Linked DNA regions of Homo sapiens: all the other regions are linked to region 3. Evidence: chromatin contacts called from ENCODE Hi-C or POLR2A ChIA-PET data. All regions are on one chromosome and are shown on one strand. Each heading gives the region's core, a stretch centred on a gene start or an enhancer-like site at or near the end of the contact. The rest is flanking DNA. Distances are from core to core; before and after follow the strand shown. Region 1 holds the start of TMED10 (transmembrane p24 trafficking protein 10). Region 2 holds the start of JDP2-AS1 (JDP2 antisense RNA 1). Region 3 holds the start of IFT43 (intraflagellar transport 43).

Evidence for each region. Hi-C counts contacts between places; a loop is a spot of excess contacts on that map. ChIA-PET counts read pairs that join two places held with the same protein, here RNA polymerase II (POLR2A). Pooled maps may share reads with other maps.
Region 1: a loop to region 3 is called in a pooled map, with 12 times the contacts of the local background. The contact joins the promoter of TMED10 here to the promoter of IFT43 in region 3. A Hi-C loop is called at or near these places in 1 of 168 maps with a recorded cell type or tissue (GM12878), 1 of 37 single-sample maps with no recorded cell type and 6 of 50 pooled maps. POLR2A ChIA-PET finds 5 or more read pairs at or near these places in 1 of 52 experiments (PC-9).
Region 2: a loop to region 3 is called in a pooled map, with 3 times the contacts of the local background. The contact joins the promoter of JDP2-AS1 here to the promoter of IFT43 in region 3. A Hi-C loop is called at or near these places in 7 of 50 pooled maps. POLR2A ChIA-PET finds 5 or more read pairs at or near these places in 2 of 52 experiments (BJ and naive thymus-derived CD4-positive, alpha-beta T cell).

The regions. Positions count from the first base shown.
Region 1 is chr14:75,174,912-75,179,008 of GRCh38, forward strand. TMED10 (transmembrane p24 trafficking protein 10) reads right to left here and starts at 1,701. Exons shown (of 5, transcript NM_006827.6): 1 at 1,444-1,701. The coding sequence starts at 1,668. RefSeq lists enhancers at 1,525-2,097, 1,612-1,851.
Region 2 is chr14:75,426,085-75,429,794 of GRCh38, forward strand. JDP2-AS1 (JDP2 antisense RNA 1) reads right to left here and starts at 1,571. Exons shown (of 2, transcript NR_184172.1): 1 at 1,386-1,571; 2 at 1-627. It overlaps JDP2 (Jun dimerization protein 2), which reads left to right and starts at 1,938. Exons shown (of 4, transcript NM_001135048.2): 1 at 1,938-2,168. RefSeq lists enhancers at 707-806, 1,057-1,386, 1,407-1,466, 1,434-1,991 and silencers at 1,657-1,926, 2,177-2,356, 2,417-2,586.
Region 3 is chr14:75,982,917-75,987,047 of GRCh38, forward strand. IFT43 (intraflagellar transport 43) reads left to right here and starts at 2,847. Exons shown (of 9, transcript NM_001102564.3): 1 at 2,847-2,924. The coding sequence starts at 2,871. It also overlaps a transcript of TGFB3 not described here. RefSeq lists an enhancer at 2,500-3,001 and a silencer at 2,828-3,137.

The sequences.
Region 1 (4,097 bases), core at 451-2,950, 810 kb before region 3:
CGCCTGTAGTCCTAGCTACTCGGAAGGCTGAGGCAGGAGAATTGCTTGAAACCGGGAGGCAGAGGCTGCAGTGAGCCGAGATCGCGCCACAGCACTCCAGCCTGGACGACAGAGCAAGACTCCGTCTCAAAAAAAAAAAAAAAAAAAAAAAAAGTAAAAATGTTTCTATTTAGTATAACAAAAGCCCCATTGTGTTACAAAGAAAAAAAAAGACACTTTGCTTATTGTGAATGAATAAAATTACCTAAAATGCAACCAAATACTGACAGATATCAAATTATATTAATGTCTCAAAGACCAGGCCAGGCTACTCTTAGCTACAAAACAGAATCAAACTGGTATTATGGCAGTAGTTGTCACCATCCAAGAGCATAGTTGGTATTTACATAAAAGAGCCAAGTCCAGATTCTGGCATACCAAAGAAAAAGGACTAGAGACTGAGACCATTTTGTAACCAATAATCGACTTTAATCAACTACAGAAATTACAAATTTAAAACAAGGAAGGAATAAGGTTGCAGCGCTTTTCCCTCAACATACTTAACTACCAAACTAAGTAAGAATCTATTCCATCGCAAGGACAGAAAACCAAACACCGCATGTTCTCACTCATAGGTGGGAATTGAACAATGAGAACACTTGGACACAGGGTGGGGAACATCACACACCGGGGCCTGTCGTGGGGTGGGGGGAGGTGGGAGGGATAGCATTAGGAGACATACCTAATGTAAATGACGAGTTAATGGGTGCAGCACACCAACACGGCACATGTATACATATGTAACAAACCTGAAAGTTGTGCGCATGTACCCTAGAACTTAAAGTATAATAATAATTTTGAAAAAAAAAAAAGAATCTATTCCATCTGTGACACTTACTAGTTTATCCTACCTCTGAGTCTCAGTTTCCTCATTTGTAAAATGGGGCTAACAGTACCTACCTACTTCATAGGGTAGTGCATGAACCAAATGGTAATATATGCAAAGTAGCACAGTAACTGACACAGCAGATGCTCAATAAATAACATTTTATTAATCACGGTTAGCTCTGTCTCCTTTACTTTCCTGCAGGTATCGCGGTATCTTATGATGCCAATCCGTATAAATATTCAACACCCCAACATTTATTTGGAGAACCAAATTACGGTTCAATGTATCTGAGACCAAAACTGGTATAGGACGTTGACAACCGCCCCAGCTCAGGTGTCACCACATCCGCCAAAGCCTCGCAGCCCTTCTTGGGGTTCCCAGGCGTTGGTGACCCGCCCCGCCCCGCGACAGGCAACCAGCGGGGTGAGGGGGCGGGCTCCACCGCACGTCCTTTGCGCTCCCGGGAGGCCAGAACAACTCCCAGGCCTCCGCCGGCCCGACTCCCCCGAACCCGAGCCTCCCCTCGCCTAAGCCTGCCGTCTTCCCTCCCGGCCCCACGTCGCCCAATGCCGCACCTTGAGGTGGCTGCGCAGGCCGCCAGCGCCCCCAGACTGGTCGGAGATCTCGTACGCGCCAGTCACTAGCAGGTCCTTGTGAATCTCCTCACGGAGGCACTTGCGAGAGTTAATGGGCAGATGGAAGGAGATGGCAAGGACCAATCTGGGGCCGAGCAGGAACAAAAGCAGCAACGCTAACGGAAAAGGGCCGCGCCGGGCTGGTGGGCCAGACAAACCAGACATGGTGCTGGAGACTCGTTCACCACCGAAGGCCTCAACCGCGCCGGAACCGGGGGGACCCACGTGACTCACCTCTGACCTTCTGATGCCGTCCGCGCCATTTTGGAGACTGGCATGTAGAGAAAGACTCTATAGCGAATCTTTTGAAAAGGGAAGAAAGGATAGGTACCATGTCAAAACCGCAAGTTTAAGCAGTTAAAGAAGCTTTAATAGAATACTATTGCAACAGTTTTATTTTTGTTGAAGTTAGTGACTACTGAGTCGGCCATGGCAAGTATGGGCAGCCCTGGAAGTAATTCTCCTTTAATTTCCGAAAGATGTACCCACGAGTTTAAAGGCGAGTGACACCATAGCAACCAAGCCCCAATAGGAAACAGCCACAAGGCCCTTCGCTGGGCCCGCCCACCGGCCGCCTAGGCGCGAGGGCGGGGAATGAGGCTGTGTCTCCGGGGATGGGGCGGTTTGCAGGCACTCCCAAGCGCCTTTGACACCTTGATGACACCTGGGGCACTGAGACACTAGAGAGGAAAATTTCGAGGAAAGATTTCAACTTGGCTATTAGACAGTGTGGACCTTAGAGAAGAAGTTTTAGGGGTCACCTGATGAATGTGTGCCGGGCAGACATCCGGTTCATGTCCCATAGCAGGGTATTTGGGCTGGAGTAATTGTCTGGCTAACTGAATGTACATGGTATTATTATTATTATTATTATTATTATTATTATTATTATTTTAGCAAACATTGAATGTGTTCTAAGCTATATTCAAAATAAATTTGAATTTGGTATTTAAATTGAATAAAACAACATGTTTTGGTCCAGTCTCAGATGAACATAATTAAGGGGTTAGCAGATAAGCGTTGTCAGGGAAAGTGCGTATGTGTGTGTTTTAAGTTCACAAACACTTTAGGGATCAAATTAACTATTAACATTTGCAAATAGACAAGCAAATTGACACGGTAATAATTCATGCATTCATTCAATGGAGTACCTACTGTGTGCCAGACATTATGCTATGCATGTATGTCAACACGTTTATTGATTTAACAAACTATTACTGGGATACTAGCAAATATTCAGAGCTGAAGAATATATTAAAATAAACGGCCAGGCGCGGTGGCTCACACCTGTAATCCCAGCACTTTGGGAGGCTGAGGCGGGTGGATCACGAGGTCAGGAGTTCAAGACCAGCCTGGCCAAGATGGTGAAACCCCGTCTCTACTAAAAATACAAAAAAATTAGCTGGGCTTGGTGGCGGGCGCCTGTAATCCCAGCCACTCAGGAGGCTGAGGCAGAGAATTGCTTGAACCCGGGAGATGGAGGTTGCAGTGAGCTGAGATGGCGCCACTGCACTCCAGCCTGGGCGACGGAGTGAGACTTGTCTCAGAAAAGAAAGAAGGAAAGAAAGAAAATGGAATTGCTCCTTGGCCTTTTGGCTAACATCAAGTGTAGAAAATAAACGTGGAAGACACAATAGCCCATGTTGGGAATCATTACCTACTTTGATTAACGTTTATTGAGCATCTTCAGAAATATCCAGAAGATGGACTGTCTGCCCTTAGTAATGTACATGATTGGTGTTTTTTTTTTTTAAACTTAGTCCATTTAGTTATTTTCCTAGAAATGAAATCCCACAGACAAAACAAGAACAAACAAAGGAGCTGTAAAGCATTTAAAATTTTGACAAATGCCATACAATAATTATTTTATGAGGTGTCCACTTAGGAGCATTTAGTTGGATTGTTGTATCACTGATCTAAGATAAGATTGGTAGTCCACACAGTACATCCTGATAATTTGCATTGGCCTTTTCCCTGCCAATGCAGGGAATCAGTATAAGCAGTTATCTAATTCATTGTCTACTTGCATTCCTGAGGCTCTGCTGACCAATAGCAAGAGATCTCAACCCATGAAAAAACTGTGTATGTGTTTCCTTTAAATTTCCATCTTACATTTACATAATAGATAATGCAATTTAAAATATTTTCACATATCATAATGATCTCCTCTGACATTTTCAAAAACCCTGTGAAATAGTCTGGACAATCTGTTCATTTTACAGATGAGGAAACCGAGGTTCTGAGAGGCCAAATAATTATACTGTTAAAGAAAAAATACTTCATGACATTTGTTAAAGAACTGTAAAGCAGGCCAGAGGCGGTGGCTCACACCTGTACTCCTAGCACTTTGGGAGGCCAAGGCGGGCGGATAACTTGAGGTCAGGGGTTCGAAACCAGCCTGGCCAACATAATGAAATCTTATCTCTACTAAAAATACAAAAAATTAGCCGGGCATGGTGGTGGATACCTGTAATCCCAGCTACTTGGGAGGCTGAGACAGGAGAATTGCTTGAACCCAGGAGGTGGAGGTTGCAGTGAGCCAAGATCACACCATTGCCCTCCAGCCTGGACGACAGAGCGAGACTCCTTCTCAA
Region 2 (3,710 bases), core at 321-2,820, 560 kb before region 3:
ACTGAAAAGCATCAATAGCAAATAACAGAGAAGATCTAATGGAGATTATAGAGAGGTAGAGGGGACTAAAGGCCTCCCAAGTCACCCCTTGGTGCCACCCCTGTAACATATTTAATTTGTGGGGGAAGCAAAGGCCCAGTAGGACTGCTGGTGGCCCAGCCACAGTCCAAAACAGGCCCTAGAGAGGACGCGCTCTAACCACACACCCTAATTATTAGTCCCTGAATATAGATCAGTTTAGTTTATCCAAAGCCCCAGCTGAAGACACATCAAGTACTATTGCCTCTGTTCCATGTTTTGTTCCATATAAACATCCAGACACAGGTCTCATGGGAGAAACATCATGAGGCAGTTTCACAGTCCCTGGCTTTGATCTTTACGCTGTAGTAAAGGTGTCATTGGCCTTTCTGGGGCGAAGAGTCATGCTCTTCCACAAGAGTATCAAATTACTGCTCATTTTCCAATGTATATTCTTTCAGGGCCTTGCTTTCTTCTTACCTGCCCACACCAATGCTGTGAGGGAGACTGCTGATGGCGAAGGTGAAAATGGTCAGGCAATGTCATTGGGACTTGGTCTGTCTCTCCTTCCATTAGCCCACTTCTTTTATCCAGAAAGATTTCACTGCACTGGGGAAATAAGGAGAATAAAGTCTCATGCACTCACTCACATGAGAGAGACATGCATGTTCGGGTTTGCTCAATGGCACCCATCTGTCTCAAGTCTTGTTGTTTCTTTCACTCTGAGCATCTGCACTCCAAGAAGGCATGAACTTTTTCTTTCACTTCCTTTCTTCTATGGGTGATGACCTGACATCACTCTCAGAAGGAGGCCGAAAGTCGCTGAGTATAAAAATCGTCACTCCTATCTGGCTTAGGCAGAAGGTAGGGGGCTCGATGGGTACCCAGGAGCTCTGGAGGTAGGAGATGCCATCTAGGGAACCCCGTTCTACCTGAGGGCTCTGTGTCTCTGCCTTTGTATACTGGAGGGCACCATGGATGTCGCCTTCCCTCTGGAGTCCCCTTCACCATTTCCTCTCTAGAAGGATGGAAGGTGGGAGTGGGGTTGGCTATTGAAGCTGGAACGGGGAAGAAGGCCACTTGGGGTCTGCTGAGGGCTGGGTCTGCTCACTGCTGTGTCCGGAGTGGAAAGGAGAAGCCCGCTGGAGCAGGGTACAAGCCCAAGGGTCAAACTGCGCCAGCAGTAGAGCAAGCCGCGGTCTCAGGCTGCAGCCCTAGCAGAGGTCAGGCTGGTGCAGCCAGCCGTCTCGGGGCCTAAGGGCGCTGGCGGGGGCCGGTGGGTAGGGGTAGGAGTCCCCAAATGCCTTCATCTCAGCCCATCCTTCTCCACCGAAAAATAAAGCAGGCTGGCGAGATCGCCTCCTCACCCGCTCAGTCCTGAAGTGTCCAAGGATGAAACTGTGCGGAAATTCTCCCTGTCGCTCTCAGTTTGTGGGGGAAGCGCCGGGACTGAGGTACATGGTTAACACAGGCTGTGCGTGAAGGGGCTTTTGACTTTTCCCCCGGCTCCGGCCTCTCGCGTCTCTCTCCTAGGGCTGCGGCTGCTGCTGCCTGGCGGGCACAAGCCGGGCGGCGGTGCGCGGGGGGTGCGCTTACATAACCGCTCGCCGCGTCCTGCTTTCTCGAGCGCTCCTGCACCGTGGGGTGGCGGAGCCGGGGGACTGCATGGAACCCGGGACGCCCCCGCGGGGAGAGGAGCGCGAGCGGCCGCGGGAGGAGGGCGCCCAAGGCGGCGGGGGAGGTTAAGGTCAGTGGGTGTGAAGCGCCGGCTCCACACCCCCTCCTCCCCGGTCCCCTCCTTCCCTTCCTCTCCGTCCCCCTCTGACGTCTGGAGCTGGCAGCTCGGCCGGTTCCGCATTCCCGACCCCTCCCCGCCGCCCAGGGGCCGCTATATAGCCGGGGCTGATGCAACCCGTCCCGCCGCCCGCCACAGCCTGCGGGAGGGACGCTCGGCGGCCGCGACGGGGGGCGCTGGCGGCGGCGGACGCTGCAGCGGCGGCGGGGCTGGCGCCGCGGCGGCTCCCGGGCCGGGACAGGCCTGGGCACCGGGCGGAGCTCCGCGGCCGGGCGGCAGCGGCGCGGAGCGGGCACGGCGCCTGCAGCCGGGCCCCGGCCCCGGGGGCGCCGCCTCCCCCCGCACCTTCTGCACGGTGGGTGCGAGGGCGCGCGCTGGGGGCGCCGGGACGGGCGGGGCGGGGCAGGGCGCGGCGCGGGCACCTGGGACGGCCGCCCCCGCACGGGCGGAGCGCGAGGAGCCCCAGCCCAGCCCCGCGGGGAGGCTCCCGCAGCCCAGGGACCTCGAGCTTTCCCCGCGCCGGGCGCTGCAGCCGGGCCCCTCCCGCGAGGCGCCCGGCAGCCTGAGGCTTCCTTTTGGTTCCCGCCCCGGGACGGGAGGCTCCGTCCGCTCCCTGGACAGCCGGGGTGCTCCCTCCTTCTCCCTCCCGCGCTCTCCTCCCCCGTCCGTTTGCAGGGAGGTGCTCTCCTCGGGCGGCGGGGAAGGCGGGGTGAGTGGGGAGAAAAGTGCCCGCGGAGATGGGCTGTGCGGGTGGAGGTGGAGGGTGAAGGGCCAGGGAGGTGCGGGGTTGGGGTCGGGGTTAGATTGTGGAGGGATGACAAGGACCTCCTGGCAGTGAGGAAGCGCGACTCCCGGAGGACCCGGACCCGGAGGAGAGTATTGAGAAGGGCTCGGGATTTCCATCCAATGAAGGCAGCTTCTCTCATGGCCATTGCTTCGGAGCTCTGGGCTGGGAGGGGATCTAGGGGTGGCCGGGGTCCCCTTTGGGCTCTCCTGTCTCCCACGCCAGGTTATATAAGGAGGCAAGCAGGCTCCTGTAGGTAACCAGCCTCTCCCTTGCCCAGCCCAGCTTAGAAGGCTCTCCTCTGCTCCTCCCTTCAAAGGAGGTTGTCGAGGGGTAGGGGTGCAGTGGGGGGTGGGAGAGTGTAGGGGTGGATTGGGCCTTCCACCTGGATCCCTGGACCCTGGGATGGCAGAGCCAGGCTTTGCCTGGGTCAGTAGGAGGAGCAGGGAAGATGAGGAGGCTGGGGAAGATGGGGAGGTCCTGGCTCTTTTGCAGGGATGGAGAGGCTGGTGGAAGGAGAAATCAGCCGACCCCCTTGGGTCATCTCCAGTTGCAAGATGGCGTGGCCCTTGCCCAGGGTGCTGCCCTCCCTGTTGGAATCCAGGGCATGGGGCTATGGCCCGACCACGTGTGCTCAGGGCAAATGTGCTCAGGTCTATATCTCAGAAAGGGCTTGCAGCCTGCTTAGGCGTGTGTACCCAGGCTTAAATCTTGGTGGTCTCTCCCTAGGGTCTTAATTGGAGGAGCATCAGGAATTGGGAAGCTTTGAACCATGTTTGGGTACATTTGTACCCAAACGTCCTTTAAGCCCTTGGTAGAAACTGCATTCGCGTATCATCTCCCTTCCCCCCAACCTTCCTTCCCTGAGGGTTTTAAAAAACACTTCCCATTGCTTTTACCTTTCCAGCAAATCTGGCTGCAGCTTGGATGGATAGCTTATCTTCCTTTGCAGGTTTCTAGGGGAGAGTTTAACCAGGTATCAGGTGTGAGCATGGCTCTGATTTTGTATAAACCTGAGGATCGAGGAAGAGAAGCAAAATCTATTCTCACACCTCTGGGTGGTTAAGGTTTTGCCTTGTTTAGAGCAGGGAGGATGGATTTCTCAAAGACTCT
Region 3 (4,131 bases), core at 1,597-4,096:
CCGAGCCCATTTCCCAGATGGGTGAGGGGAAGTCGGCTCTGTGCTTTCGCTCCTCTTCTCGGCCCGAACCTCTAGGCCTTTTCCCACGAGCAGCCAAGGGAGGGTAGGGCACGTGGCTCCCCGCACCCCGCAACACAGGGCTTGCCTCTGAACTGAACTTTCCTGAGAGTGAGTGCCGCTCCCACCCCATCTCACTCCAGCCTTCCTGGACCCTTTCTGAGAGGTCTGGCTTCCAGGCCACTAACTGAAGGGGCTGTTCTCTGTATCCCAGCACAGCGGTGGGTCACTTTACGGATGAGGAAACTGAGGCATAGAGTTTTTTGTTTTTTTTTTTACAGACCACACTGCTTGTGAGTGATGGAGGCGATATTTTACACAGGCTATCTAGCTTGGGTAGGCATTACTTTCATTTGCAAAACCAATGGGAAACCTAGGGGTAGAAACTTTAAAAGTAACTTGCCCAAGGTCACATAGTTATTAGGTGTCAGCTGTTGGGATTTGGACCCAGGACGTTGCCAGATTCTGGACTTAATTACTATGCTATACTGCCTCTGAAATTTCAGAAAAAGTTTAATGTTTACTATATACCAGGCACTATTCTAGGCTCTGTGAAGAATATCAGTGAACGAAACAAAACTCCTGCCCTCAGGGAAATTTTATTTTAGAGGCAGGGGTGGGGCAGTGGAGGAGGCGATAAACTAAATAAATATGTAAATGATGTAGTACGGTAAAAAGTGCTGAGCCAGGTGCAGTGGCTCACGCCTGTAATCCCAGCATTTGGGGAGGCCCATGCAGGAGGATTACTTGAGCTCAGGAATTCGAGACCAGCCCCAGCAACACGGCGAAACCCAGTCTCTACAAAAAAATGGAAAAATTAGCCCGGCATGTTGGCGCAGGCATCTACTTGGGAGGCTGAGGCAGGATAATCACTTGAGCCAGGGAGGCAGAGTTTACAGGGGGCCAAGATTGCACCACTGCACTCCAGCCTGGACGACAGAGCAAGACCGTGTCTCAAACAGACAAGCAAACAAACAAATGTGGTGTGGCAGAAAATCAAGCAGGGAAGGAGGATGGGGTGTGCCTAGGTTGGGGGATGTTGCAGTTTCAAATAGGGTGATAAGGGAAGGCCTTTGAGCAGACAGTTGCAAGATAGGAAGGAAAATTATTAAAGTTATACTTTTTTGGACTCCACCTCTACCAAATCAGTCTCCAGAGCTGAGGCCCTGGCATCTCTGTTTCTTTACAAACCTCACACGTGATTCAGGTGCTAAGCAAGTTCTGGAAGCTACTACTGCAGGGTACCTCTCTGCCCAGAGTGAGGACCATTTGCCTTCTGTTTTCAGCAAGTTGGGGAAGAAGTGGGGGTGAAGGTCTGGAAACTGACTATAAGGTGATGGTCGTATGCTGTGAGCTTACAAGAAATGGAAAAATCCAAAGATTAATCCCTTCTTCCTCATCTGGTGCCGAAGAAGAAGGGAACAAGGGATTCATTGGAGCCTATATTTCATCTGTCTTGGATTTTTGGCAATGAGTGTTTCTTCAGATTAAAATCTAACAAAGTATTCTCACTGAGAAGCAAGTTAACAAAGGATCTTAGAGATAATCTCTAAAGTAATTACAAGGGAGGAAACTGATAGCGGAAAGGGCTCTGCTCTGACTACACAGGTAGTTTTCAGGAGAGCTAAGATGAGAACACAGCTCTTCTGATATCCAGGCCAGTGCTCTTGCTGTCACAGGCATGCTAACACACAGTCCTATCCAGTAACATGTGTGACTGAACTGAGTGATTTACTGGATATTTAAGAAATGCTTGCAATGAGGTTTCAGGGGTGCTACTCCCACTTCCGAATCCTTGCTTTTAACCTGTGTCCATCCAGGCCTTCCCCTCAACATAATACTGGAATGTTGTTTGCTTTCAGGGCTATCAGCCCATCTCCTATGGATCTCAGCCAACCAGTGTCAGGGACCTGGCCAGTGATATTGACTTGGAGATCTCATATGAAGAGTCAACAAAGACGCAACTTAAATGCCCCATTAGGCTGGGAATTTGTGGTACATCTCCCTCTGCCAGCCTAGGAGAATGGCTGGCACCCAGTAGTATGTGCTGGAGATAAATACTCCAGTAATGTCTGGTGTCAGAAGGGCATTTGGCTCTGCTGCTTGGCACTTAGGTGATTTTCCTCAAGCCCCTTCTTTGTACCTCAGTGTGCTTTATTGTTGTGTTAGAGATACTACTGCTACTCACTTTGCGGGATTATTGGGATTTAATGAGATATTGAATATTTGTACTTTTGAAAGTTATTACTACTCAGCTATTTGATGTGTTGATTCAGCCTCTCTGTAAACTTCTTGAAGGCAGAGATTATGTATATTGCAGTTTCCATAATTCATGGTAAACCATTTATTACACCTGATTCCCTGTTTTCTCATCTGTCAAATGGAAACAATACCACTTATCTTGCTTCCCACACAAGGTTGTTAATGCCCCTCACGTTAAGCCAATAACTGTGACGGCCTTCTGTACCTTGCAAAGAGCTGTACAAGTGGGAGGCATCAGTATAGCAGTAGTAGTGCTTTGCACTTAATATATTGATATATTTAAACAGAGCTACAAATACAGACAGTTCCTAACGACCAAATTATTTTACCGTCTCGCAGGAGCAGCGTTGGCGAGTTTTAATAACCGGAGGTTGCTTCCAGATGTCAAGCAAGGCAGATTTAAGAAAGATTCGGTAGTTTGGAGGATGGCACACAGAATCCAGGAACCATGCTGCGTACCCTTTAAAAATTGGGGTGGAGGGGCGGGGCTGTTAGCAGGGACGCGTCTGGGCCAGTCGGTTTCCAGGAAGTGACGTCAGGCGGCCGCGGAGATGGAGGATTTGCTCGACTTGGACGAGGAGCTTCGCTACAGCTTGGCTACCTCCGTGAGGACCAATTCGGGGGCCTTGGGGGCCAGGATTTGGCGGGTGGGGAGGAGCGACCCCGCCGGCCCCGACTTCTCTGAGGCGACTCAGGGCGGCAGGCCTCGCGCCGCGCCGGGTGAGGCCCAGAAGGAGGCAGCCTCACCGCCCCGCCCCCAGGCCACTGTGGGCTCCGCCGCTGCTGGCCTGGGGTTTGCTTTCTTTAAAATCCTCAGAAAGTAGAAAACACCCTGTCCCCGCCGGCGTCTAGGACCGTGGGAAATTTCCGAGCCTTTCTCCGTTTTCTAGAGCCCCGAGTGCGAACTTCCCCAGAACAGATCGATCACAGGGTGATAGGGGAGCCCCGGCCGGGGTCGCACTCGCTCCCATCCTAGAGTTTTTCCTTTGGGACACCTCGTCGCAGAAGTTCCTGCAAAAGCCGCACTGTTTTATGCATGGAAGGGAGGCAGGCAGGGACGGCCTTTCTTCCCGGTAATCCCCGTGGGGAGGTGGGAGTTAACCTCAGTTACCTCAGTAGTTAAGGAAACCAAGACCGATTTGTAACGTGAGGGAGTGATTAGGTGCTCAGGCACTGAGGCCAGATGGAGCATAGAGCTGTTGCCTGGGTTCAAAAAAAAAAAAAAAACCTAAAAAACGATTTAACCTTTCCGAGCCTTGGTTTCCTTATGCCTAGAATGGAGGTGTTACAGTGAAAAGGAAATGCAACAATACATGGGAAGCGTGTAACTCAGTGCTTGGCATATGTTATCACGGAAGAGGTCAGAAGAGGTTAGCTACTGCTGCCTATGAGGCTGTGGTTTACCCAGCGTTATAGTTAGTAAATAATGGAGCTAGATTCAAGACCCAAGTTCAGTGTCTACCTTCCTCCTTTGTAACCCCCATCAGGCCTTTTTATCTTTAAAACTGGTTAGGATCGCACTTACTAAAAGATTGGGCCCCAGAGCAAGTCTTTAGTGTCTGCTGTGAAATCTCTAAGTGTTTTGAAGGTCACCAGGCCTGCTGATACGTGAATGTTTTTTAGTACCTGGGGATGTGAATGTAGTTATTCATTCATTCAACAAATATTTATTGAGCCCCTACTGTGTATCAGGCAGTGTCCTAGGTGCTGGAGATACAGCAATGAATAAAGCAAAGTTCCTGCCCTCATGTGATTATGTTGTAGTGGGAGAAGATGGGCAATAAATAGACTACATTTAACATACACAAAAAT